Regions from separate parts of the Homo sapiens genome. Here regions 1, 3 and 4 are each linked to region 2. Evidence: chromatin contacts called from ENCODE Hi-C or POLR2A ChIA-PET data. All regions are on one chromosome and are shown on one strand. The core of a region is the stretch at or near the end of the contact, and the rest is flanking DNA. Distances in the headings are between cores, read along the strand shown.

What was found. Hi-C counts contacts between places; a loop is a spot of excess contacts on that map. ChIA-PET counts read pairs that join two places held with the same protein, here RNA polymerase II (POLR2A). Pooled maps may share reads with other maps.
Region 1: a loop to region 2 is called in a map with no recorded cell type, with 3 times the contacts of the local background. The contact joins two enhancer-like sites. A Hi-C loop is called at or near these places in 3 of 168 maps with a recorded cell type or tissue (PC-3, naive thymus-derived CD4-positive, alpha-beta T cell and posterior cingulate gyrus), 5 of 37 single-sample maps with no recorded cell type and 9 of 50 pooled maps. POLR2A ChIA-PET finds 5 or more read pairs at or near these places in 1 of 52 experiments (OCI-LY7).
Region 3: a loop to region 2 is called in a pooled map, with 3 times the contacts of the local background. The contact joins two enhancer-like sites. A Hi-C loop is called at or near these places in 1 of 37 single-sample maps with no recorded cell type and 6 of 50 pooled maps. POLR2A ChIA-PET finds 5 or more read pairs at or near these places in 3 of 52 experiments (PC-9, activated CD4-positive, alpha-beta memory T cell and activated T-cell).
Region 4: a loop to region 2 is called in a map of naive thymus-derived CD4-positive, alpha-beta T cell, with 15 times the contacts of the local background. The contact joins two enhancer-like sites. A Hi-C loop is called at or near these places in 1 of 168 maps with a recorded cell type or tissue (naive thymus-derived CD4-positive, alpha-beta T cell), 4 of 37 single-sample maps with no recorded cell type and 10 of 50 pooled maps. POLR2A ChIA-PET finds 5 or more read pairs at or near these places in 1 of 52 experiments (WTC11).

Annotation. Positions count from the first base shown.
Region 1 is chr6:5,781,515-5,784,214 of GRCh38, forward strand. No RefSeq gene overlaps it. Among named protein-coding and RNA genes, the nearest start is that of NRN1, 220 kb to the right of the region's middle. RefSeq lists enhancers at 1,566-2,249, 2,250-2,700. Within about 2 kb of position 1,282, at least 7 of the 41 ENCODE cell types and tissues checked have a DNase peak (open chromatin) inside an H3K27ac peak, as active enhancers do.
Region 2 is chr6:5,471,360-5,474,059 of GRCh38, forward strand. All of the region lies in intron 4 of FARS2 (phenylalanyl-tRNA synthetase 2, mitochondrial), which reads left to right. Among named protein-coding and RNA genes, the nearest start is that of FARS2-AS1, 15 kb to the left of the region's middle. Within about 2 kb of position 1,377, at least 2 of the 41 ENCODE cell types and tissues checked have a DNase peak (open chromatin) inside an H3K27ac peak, as active enhancers do.
Region 3 is chr6:5,830,273-5,832,972 of GRCh38, forward strand. No RefSeq gene overlaps it. Among named protein-coding and RNA genes, the nearest start is that of NRN1, 180 kb to the right of the region's middle. Within about 2 kb of position 1,364, at least 6 of the 41 ENCODE cell types and tissues checked have a DNase peak (open chromatin) inside an H3K27ac peak, as active enhancers do.
Region 4 is chr6:5,142,926-5,145,625 of GRCh38, forward strand. The region is part of intron 2 of LYRM4 (LYR motif containing 4); the gene reads right to left. The region is part of intron 3 of LYRM4-AS1 (LYRM4 antisense RNA 1); the gene reads left to right. Among named protein-coding and RNA genes, the nearest start is that of MIR3691, 4.0 kb to the right of the region's middle. Within about 2 kb of position 1,328, at least 2 of the 41 ENCODE cell types and tissues checked have a DNase peak (open chromatin) inside an H3K27ac peak, as active enhancers do.

The DNA.
Region 1 (2,700 bases), core at 32-2,531, 310 kb after region 2:
GGGTCTTTGCAGATGTCATTAGTGAAGGTGAGGTCATACTGGAGTAGGCTGGGCCCTGATCCAATGTGACTGGTGTCCTCATTAGAAGATGATCACATGAAGACAGAGACACCCGGAGAACGCCATGTGACAGCAGAGGCAGAGATTGGAGTGGAGCATCTATAAGCCCAGGAACGTAAATATTGCCTGCAAACTCCCAGAAGCTGGAAGAAACAAGGAAGGCTCCTGCCCTACAGGTTTCAGAGGGAAACGTGGTCCCGCTGACACCTTGATTTCAGACTTCGGGCCTCCAGAACTGTGAGACCAGACATTGCTATGGTTTTAAGCCACATGGCTCGAGGTGCTTTGTTATGGCAGCTCTAGGAATCTAATACAGTGCCCAAGACAGAGGGACCATGCTGTCCTCCCAGATGACTCCCCCTGTGCCTACCTGTGACAGTGACCATAGCTAGTAAACCAGGGGCTCACAATGTCTTTAGGCTGAAGGGGGCCTTCAAGTTGAGTGTCCCCAGGACATGCTTAGCCTTCATGTGACCCGGATGCCCCCGAGTGTTCTGGCAGCCCTGGAGAGGCACACTGTCGGGCAGCTGAGCCGAGAGCCTGTGAGCTGGCCTATAATCCACGGCTGAGACTCAGAGGGGTGTCCCAGCCTGCCGGCTCCCCATTCAGGCCAAGTCAGCTGAGGAGGGCCTGTCCACGCGCAGAGGGTCCAGACCACATGCTCTGCCAGCCCATGACCTCGGCACTGGAGGGCACAAGAGACAGAAGGGCAGTGACAGCTGGGACGAGAGGAAGAGCGGATCTCAGATGCTCCCAGGCTCTCGGCGCTCGCGGGTAGGAAGGTCTTCTGGATTCCCTAAGAATGTGCTACTCAGTGGGGGGGAGGAGGAGCAAGGAAGTGGCCACCGTTGGCTGCCTGTGCCCAGCAGGTCCACATTCCCTGCTCTGATGAGGTGGCTGCATGTGAGGGGATTTCACGGTGCCCCTTAGCCAGTCACAGGTCATTGGGACCCAGGCAAAGGAAATCCTGAGGGTCCAAGGGAAGCCTGGATAAGAGAAACATCTTCAATGCCTTCCTCTCTCATTTCCCCACCCTGCAAAGCACTGGCATTGGGCAGTGCAAGGGAACTTCCTCCTTCCCTCTCTCCCTTCCTTCCTCTTTTCTTTCCTCTCACTCCTTTCCTCCCCCACTCCCTCCCCTGTGCACCTGTCTCCTGCCCAGCACACCTGGAGAAGGCTGCTCTGGGATTAATTCAGACTTAGATGATGGGAGTGAAGCCGCACCCCCGTCAGAGGGAAGCACTTTGGACCCAGCCACCTGTTTCCCCCGTTTGATGAGGGAAACCATGCCTGGCAAAGCACCGCTCCCCAGCCAGGGCAGCAGGCCAACCTGCTGTCACTGCGCCTTAATCACCCCCACGCCCAGGCGGCACCGTCGGCAGGGCCTTTTAATAGCAATAGCACAGGGACAACCAGCTCACAGAGCTTCTCTGTCCCCTACAGACAGGCACCACAGAACCCTGGGAGACAGAAAGCTAAACAAGCCCAGCCTCCCTGCCTCACGCCTCGGGGCTGACTGGCTCTGACGTGGTTCGGCTGTGCTGTTCCAGCCTGGGACGGAGCACCCCGCTGCTTGGCCTTTTCCGTGCCTGCATCCCCAGCAGGCTCTAACTGGGATTTGCTGGGGACTCACTCCAGGCCAGGAGAGGGCCTGTGAGCTCTGGCAGTTTGTGCCGTGTGTGGGCAACAGATCTGAGAAACGCTGTTTAATAGGGTTGCCTCAAGCACATTTTCAAGATGAACACAGGAAGACTAGCAAAGTGGTGAATAGTTTGGACTTTGGAGTCAGGCGGTTCAAGTTCAAATCCAGTGTCCTTGAGCACCCGCTAAGCTCCCTGAGCCACACCTAAGAGTTAAATGGCACAGTGTGTGCAAAAGCTGCTAAAATCAGGCCGAGAAGTCGACAATGAAGGGAAGACGGAAGGGATTGTGAGGTCTGGGAAGTGTCTGGAAAAACGTCGCATCGCAGAAGGCCTGTGGTGTTAGGATATGCGTTTTGGTTTTTGTCCAGGTTCCTGGCTCCCAGCACCCACATTCCTTGTTAGAATGCTGGGGCGCCTTAGGACTCAGGAAACAGAATCTCTCTCTGACCTTCTGCTGTTTTTCTTTCACTTGCCCACGGCGGGATGCTAATCTGTTTGTGGATCAAAAAACCCTCACTCCACAGAAAGTCCTGCCCCATACCCTAGAGGAAGGAATGCTGCTTAGAGAAGCCAAGAAAAGTCCGAGCAGGCCGGCCTTGCTGGGTTTAAGTCACACGCTTTCTGTCCGGTCACACTTCCGCGTGGTTGTCAAGCATGCCCGTGCATCGGAGCCTCCATAAAAACCCACGAGGACAGGGTCCGGGAGCTTGCGGATACCTGAACCCGTGGAGGCTCCTGGAGGGTGGCACGCCCAGGATGGGCACCGAAGCTCCAGGCACCTTCCCCCATATCTCGTCCTGTGCTTCTCTTTATCTGTACCCTTTGTGACATTCTTTCATATAAACTGGTAAACGTGTTTCCCTGAGTTCTGTGAGTCGCTCCAGCAAATTAATCAAACACAAAGTGGGAGTTGTAGGAACCCCAACTTGAAGCCAATGGGTCAGAAGCTCTGGAGGCCTGGCCCTGCGACTGGTGTCTGAGGGCTGAGGGGTACTCT
Region 2 (2,700 bases), core at 127-2,626:
GAATTTCAGCAAAAACCCAGGAATCCTTCTCTTACCTTTTCTTGCTCTGGCTAATATCCCAACTAGCCCTTCATTTACGAAGAACCAAAGGGAAACTCCAGGACTTTTAATTTCCTCTTGAATAATTCCTTTAATGAAGGACATATGAGATTTTTGCTTGAAGTAAATGTTACCAGCAACACTGTACCACCTATTTTAAAATTAATCCCTTTTGTTAGATAGCTATTCTAGTGGCTCTTTGCTTTTAACCAACAAAGGCCCTTAAGAAAAGGAAAATGAAAAATAAATAGCAGTCCTGGAATCCTATTGCCTAGTGTAGGCAGATCATATTCTGTATGATCTTGTTGGCTCATATTATGTGGTGATTAGAGCTGGGCTTCAATCAGCTGGATGATTCCCCAAGGCAGGGTCTTGTCCCACCAGTGCACATGGTGCGCCCCGTCTGACACCAGGGCGACTTGAGAATTGAGCCCAGGGAAGCTGCAGTGTGGTGCAGCAGATGCGTACTGGTGGTTGCCATGGAGATCGCTAATACTGCTGAAACCCAAAGAAAGGGCATTTGCCACAGCTCAGGAGCCTGCCTGAAAATGAATGAGAAACAAGTGGAATTCAGAATAGTCCCCCAGCTCCTTATCCCACATGGAGTTTTAATTTCCTTTTCTCCTCCTCTTCCTCTTCCTTTTTCAAAGAATAGATTGAAAACAAGGCTGTGTTATAAAGCATGCTCAGCCCCCTCCGACCTCATTGCTGCCTGACATATCCCTGGAATAGATGTATATTAATGACGACGCATGACTAATAGGATTGGGGCTGGGGGCTGGTGTAGTGGTGCTTCTGGAGCCTGTGGGCCGCATGTCACTGGGGTTTAGCAGGCACGCTGGGATTTGTCTGCAGCATATGCGCTGCTGTTAATGATTGAAAAATTACCACAACAATTAGTCATGGATCGCTGAAGGCAGGGCCCCCAAATGTGATGGACAATGTGATTAAATCCATGTATGTGACAATTAACTCTCCTGCAGGTTTATCCACCAAGGAGGGTGCCCTAGGGGTGAGAGCAAAGGGGAATGAGAAGGAGGAAAAATGGGAAAACAAAAAGGAGCAGGAGAGAATAATGCTGCAGAATGGATCAGATACAGCTGGCACTATTGGTTTTAATCTGATCCTGAATTAATCACGGTTTGATTAATCCTGGTTTTATTGCACCTTTCTGTTGCCCATTTATTTATATCTTCCTTAATTTTATAGAAGCATGACTGATTAAATTCTGCCCATTCTGTGTTTTTTAAATTTTAAAATCAGGTCTCTCCATTTAATGTGATGTCCTAGGTGGTCCAAGGTGCAATTATCTCGTAAGAGCTTAGCAGGCACCAGACATAGCATGTCATGAATCCCCTTATGTATCACAGCTGAGTAACCCAGAATAAATATTTGTTTGCTCAATATTCTGCCTAAGTAAAAAGAAGCCTTGTGATGTCAGTCTGCTTGTTTATTTGGGTGGAAGAAATAAGAATACACACCCCCGCAACTTTGTTAAATACAGAGAGCACACATTCAGTATATGTCACACACAAAATTTTGTGCATAAAGAAAAAGTGTGTTAATATTTGGATGAAGTATCTGCAAATATATATTCATGGCCTAAAAGGGTAATGTTTGCAGTCCATAGATATGTTCATACGTGGAATTATTTTTAACCAGTTTGTATTGTTCTTGTTTTGTTCTCGTTTAGATGTTACTTTTGGTGTTATCTATATTTGCATACCAAACACTACATTTAAATAATGCCAAGGAGGTTGTGACACGAATCAGCACAAGCAAAACCTCATGCTTTGTAACTCACGCATGTTGGATACACTGTGTGCATTAAGAATACCCTGCTCCTGGCCAGGCGCGGTGGCTCATGCCTGTAATCCCAGCACTTTGGGAGGCCGAGGTGGGTGGATCACGAGGTCAGGAGATTGAGACCATCCTGGCTAACACAGCGAAACCCCGTCTCTACTAAAAATACAAAAAAATTAGCCGGGAATGGTGGCGTGTGCCTGTAGTCCCCGCTACTTGGGAGGCTGAGGCAGGAGAATGGTGTGAACCCGGGAGATGGAGCTTGCAGTGAGCTGAGATTGTGCCACTGCACTCCAGCCTGGGCGACAGAGCGAGACTCTGTCTCAAAAAACAAAAAAAAAAACAAAAAAAAAAAACAAAAGAATACCCTGCTCCTGATTCAGGAGAGGGCATCTAAAGCTTTAGAAAACATTGAATTATATTTACATACATTGTTTTTCTTCTTACAGCATTCCTGAGGGTTATTCCATTGTTCTTGTTTAGGGTGAATTTGGTAGAAGACTCAGTTTTTTATTTGCAGGCTAAATTGGATTATCTTTGTTACTTGCATTTTTACCTGATCTACCCAGGCATATAAGGATAGATTTGTTTGTGATGTAGGCAGCGGTGTCTTTCAATATAGTAGAAAAAGAAAATAATCAGCATAAGCAAAGATCTCAGTGCACAGGCCACACAGAATGGACGCCGCCCTGCTGGATACCTTTACACCCTTGCATCCCTAGCTGCTGATATCACTGTGTTTTTAGAACACCACTCCAGAAACCCAGTCTATCCATGAATGATTTAGGAACCTCAGGATCCCTCCTGTTACCAAATTTGTGCTCTCCATGTAGCCTCCCAATAACCAGCCCTTCAGTT
Region 3 (2,700 bases), core at 114-2,613, 360 kb after region 2:
GGGCAGTGTGGGAAGTCAATGAAACTCCATCTCTAAAATCACCCAGCAGATCATAGGATCTTGAAGTAAGCACAGTGTTTGGCATACAATAGGCACTCATCAATGCTGGTTCCTTTCACTCTCTGCCACTTGCTGCCTGTGCATGAGTTAACGTCCCAATGCCTCAGTTTCTTCATTTTCAAATGAAAGATGATGCCTATCCTCAACTTCAGATGAGATCAGGCACGTTCAGGGTGGTATGGCCATAGACCCCAACTTCAAAACAACAGGCACATCCATTCAATTCAGGTAGCACCCACCAACTGTACCATGGGCTTAAGAGGCAGGAAGAACATGGTGTGAGCCCACAGCTTCGGGTCCTGTTGCTCACTCTCTGCACATCCTTGTGCAGTTATCTGGGGTCACTTGCTGGCCTTTTTGAGTCTCAGTTTTCTTATTTGTAAGCTGGGGATAGTCATATCTCATTAGATTTTTAGGAGGACTAAATGGGACAATAAATATAAAATGCTCAGCACAAAACTTAGTCTATGGTCAGTGCTCAACAAATATCAGTCACTGATAATAGTAGAACCACCTGGAAATGACACTGTCATTTCCAGGCCCTCATGAGGATTCTCATTTACTCGTCATACTAGCCCTGCAAAATGGACACTATTGCTTCCGTTATACAGATGAGGAAACTGAGGCTCAGAGAAGCTAAGTAACTTCTTCAAAGTTGCCCAGGCTGGGCGCGGTGCCTCATGCCTGTAATCCCAGCACTTTGGGAGGCCAAGGCAGGCAGATTACTTGAGGGGAGGAGTTTGAGAACAGCCTGGCCAACATGACAAAACCCCCTCTCTACCAAAAATATAAAAATTAGCCAGGCGTGGTGGCACGTGCCTATAGTCCCAGCTACTCAGGAGGCTGAGGCAGGAGAATTGCTTGAACCAGGGAGGAAGGGGTTGAGCATGCCACTGCACTTCAGCCTGGGCAATAGAGCAAGACTCTGTCTCAAAAAAAAATAAAAAAATAAAAAAGTTGCCCAGTGACAGAGCCAAGTCTTGCTTTACAAGCCTAGGCTCGCTCTCCTACACTAACTACCTGGCCCCATGCTGCCCAGTCCTGGGCTGGCTGCAGGAGGCTGCTGCATTACCCACCTCAAACCACACAAGCACTGGCAGTAACAAGAGGCCGTAGAGAACCTAGAGTTCTCCAGTGGGTGTGGTTCTCTGGCTGCCGTGGGCTGCCAGGGATCCCTTAGATCACAGACTCCACAGTTCTTTCTTGCCACCTCCAGAAGTGAGGCTGCAGCCCCATGAGCCAGGCAGCAGGAAGGGAGGAAGTCTCGCTTCTTGCCAGACACATTGTTTAACTGCAACAGTCAGTTCTCCAAAAACTCTGCCGGAAGTCCACCCCGGAAACTCAAGGGAGGAAACTGACTGCCTTCTTGGGGTTTTCTTAACTGTGCTTCGTTTTTCTGCTCTGCAGGAAAGATGCAACCTGGGCCAGAGGCCCCTGGAGGCTGTGCCTGACCCCAGACAGATCAGACAAACCCGAGCAGCCATTAGCAGCTGCATGGACTCCTTTGCACTGTGGGGCTGCTCCTGGGGTGCAAGATGTCTTTGTGTGTGTATGGGGTTCGGGGGCTGGGCTGGCTGACTTGCAAAGGACACGCTGTGGCCCAGCCCTGGGCAGCATCCAGCCTGCTTAGGTGGCCTTCTGGGGGCTTGGCTAAAGACACTGAGGCCTTTCTCTGTTTCACCTCCTTGTGCCAACTTGGCTGTGTGTGAATAAAGGAATCACAAGCACACGCCTCTCTGAGTTCACACTTGTGTAAAGTTGGACTGAAGAGCTTGGTGAATCAAAGTTCAAGAAGGGTGACTTTGCCGGACATGGTGGCTCACTCCTGTAATCCCAACATTTTGGGAGGCTGACGGGGAGCAGATCACTTGAACCCAGGAGTTCAAGACCAGCTTGGACAACACAGAAAGACCCTGTCTCTACAAAAAAATTTAAAAATTAGCTAGGTGTGGTGAGGTGTGCCTGTATTTGCAGCTACTCTGGAGGCTGAGGTGGGAGGATTGCTTGAGACTGGGAGGTTGAGGCTGCAGTGAGCTGTGATCATGCCATTGCACTCCAGCTTGAGTGACAGAGCAGGACCCCATCTCTTAAATTTAAAAAAAGGAAGAGAAAGGAGAAGGAGGAGGAGCAGGAGAAGGAGAAGGAGGAGGAGGAGGAGGAGAAGGAGAAGGAGAGGAAGAAGAGGAAGAGGAAGAAGAAGAGGAAGAAGAAAAAGGAGGAGGAGGAAGAGGAGGGGGGAGGGGGGGGAGGAGGAGAAGGGAGGAGATGGAGAAGGAGGACACCTCAGAAGCCCTAGATAAAAACAGGGAGGAAGAGAACAAAAACATCAAAGCTGCTGAGTCTGGTGTCAAGAGCAGGGGCCTTAAAATCTGTGTGACTTTGTCCTTTGAGTTAACCTCTCTCATCCTCAACTTCTTGTTTGTGAAGTGGGAATAAGATTTTTTTGTGAGTTTGTTCTGAGACTCATAAGTAACGTACATAAAGCTGGTGGCTCCTGGTCTGTCTTATCATCCGGGGTTAAGCTTTGAAGTGGGCACAGGTGCTGGCAGCTGTGGAATGGGGGGAGGTTGCAGGTGGGTCCCCTGGTCACAGAGAGCTCATCACTGCCAGAGCTCAGGAGCCCCCTCACTGGAGAGGCCT
Region 4 (2,700 bases), core at 78-2,577, 330 kb before region 2:
CAGGAGGCCGCATCGCGGGCCGGTCCCCTGTGTTTTCAGTTTTCATCAGCACTCCTATATCCTTGCCCTACTCTGACTCCCCACGTGGCTGCATTCCGGATATGCTCTGTCCAGCCTCTCCGGAAGTTGGGATGCCACATGTATTGGTTCAGAGCTGGTGGGAGATCAGTGATGCCACTTCCTGTTCACAATGCCTCAGGGGTGATCCCGATAAGTGACATCTGTTAGCGCTCTAGGGCCTGTGGCCACATTGAGGAGGCCAAGCCTGCACCACAAGCGGATCTTCTGTGTGAGTCAGCACACCACTGTCATTCAGGGTACGGTGGCCAATCTTACACAGGGGATCAAATATGCCTTCTGGCTCCAGTGACTTATGGCAACCTCTGGGGCACAGTTTCGCCACTGGGGATGGTCTTCAGGCCCATAACTGTGTGAGTCTGTGCTTATACATGGGCAAGTTTTACTGGCAATGTGAATAATTCCTATTTCCTTAGCGTAATATATTGGTGACTGTGATACAGACATCGGGAGGTTGACAGACACAATAACAGGACCTATTATAAAGACAAACCGAGTATTGTGTCCTTGGCCTTGAGATGTGGCTGGCATAGGCCTAAGCTCAGAGGGCCTGATAGTGCACAGAACTGGTTAAAAAAAAGCCAGGAGGAAGAAATCGGCTTTGTCATCTCTCTCCATCTTGTTTTCTCTGTCCTGCCAGAATTTTAAGGAGTGCTAAGGGTCTCTTCTGCAAGCCTCAAAAACACAAGGCAATACAGCTCTGATGGAGGCAAATTTTACAGCAGAAGAACCTGAGTGCCAAAGGCTGCGGGAACAAAAAATACCAGAGCAAGAATTAACAGCATGAGAAAGCATGCGGCCAGCAGATGGCGACAGAGGCCTTTGTGAGCCACTGGCTGCCGGGTTCTCAAGTGCTGGAAGGTGGCTCTTCACAGCTATTGTATAAGTGATTTATGTATTTGGATTCTGCTCAATGTTATATATGCATTACTGAATAAAACATTCACAGTATATCTTCCACCAGCAGCTGAGCTCCAATTCTAAGCTTCTGAGGTCTAATTCCCAAGGCTCAAAGAAGCCCCTGACATCAAATTGCTTTCCTCCCTGAATAGCTGCTTCATACTCCAGAAAAAGAAATGCTTAGAGAGGTGAGAGCGATCTGATCTGATGTGACCACATAGTCAGAATGCTCACCAGCTCTGTGAGGAAGAGCAAACGTCTGTCAGGTGGTTTCCTCAAGGCCAACTTGTGCAGGGCTTCCCCAGGCTCCGGCTGCTGTTCCCCGACTTCCTCCTGGCGGCTGTGCCTTGCTCAGCTACCTGCACTGAGATACAGGCAAGTCTTGGGTGAGGGCTAGCCTCAGTTTGGACAAGAAAAAGAAGTGGCTTACGTGTAAGAAATATGTCAGGTGAGGCCGGGTGCGGTGGCTGAAGCCTGTAATTCCAGCACTTTGGGAGGCTGAGGCGGGCAGATCACAAGCTCAGGAGATCGAGACCATCCTGGCTAACATGGTGAATCCCCGTCTCTACTAAAAACACAAAAAATTAGCCGGGCATGGCGGTGGGCGCCCGCAGTCCCAGCTACTTGGGAGGCTGAGGCAGGAGAATGGCGTGAACCTGGGAGGTGAGCCGAGATCACGCCACTGCACTCCAGCCTGGGCGACACAGCGAGACTCCGTCTCAAAAAAAAAAAAAAAAAAAAAAAAAAAAAAAGAAATACGTCAGGTGAATTTTCCAAACCGGGTATTTAATCAGTTAGCTACCCATGGCCCCAGGAGCTGGGAAATCACTTTGTTCCTGCCTGGGAGCAGGAGCTGCATGTGTCTGGGAGCTGCAGTGCGGCGCTCACTCCCGGGCTGCCCGGCCTTCCCTGCAAACCTCCGTAATCCCTTCCCGCAGGTGTTTCTGCGAGGCCACGCTGGGTGACCTCTGAGGTCTCCTTTAGGTCTGTGCTGAGACGCTTTGACGCGACATGGGAAGCAGGCGCAGGCCACAGAGTTTCTAGCAATGAGCCCAAAGTGAGAGTCAGTGTGATGGGGTGGCTCCCGGAGAAGGACACACTCTTCCCTGGGAACATATTTGAGAGGTAAAAGGGCAGGCCCCATCTCCAGGCCTGGCGCTGGAAGAGAATTCCACAGAAAGCAGAGAACAACGGGCACATCCCTGTGGAAAACACCAACCTGGCATTTCACACACACAATCCATGTGTTGGCATTCCGTCTTTAGTCACTGACAGGTCATATGAGTTGGAATCTGAGGCAAGCTTCTCCTGCCCCTTTCTCCCATTTGCTCCCCACACCTGGTTTCTCATTTAGAACAAAGGAGAGAAAGTGCAGTTTCGGTGAGTGGAGGAGCCGGCAGCATCTCCAGGCATTTCCATGTGGGGGGCACGCGCCTGTGTAAGTGCCTTATCGCCCTCACGCTGCAAACAGTGCTGCGAAGTCGGCACCAGTATTGTTCTCATTTTGCAGGAGAGGAAACTGAGGTTCATAAAGATTAATAAAACATGTGCTTAATTTCCCTTGGTGACTCCGGAGTCAACGCTCTTCATCACTATGACGGCGAGGGCGAGGCTGCGGAATTTCTCTGCCACACCTAAGGCCCTCTACCCACCAAGTAATAAAAAAGCTTCATCAGAAGGGAAAGCAATAGGACCCCAGCCTTATGAGGAAAAAACATCACA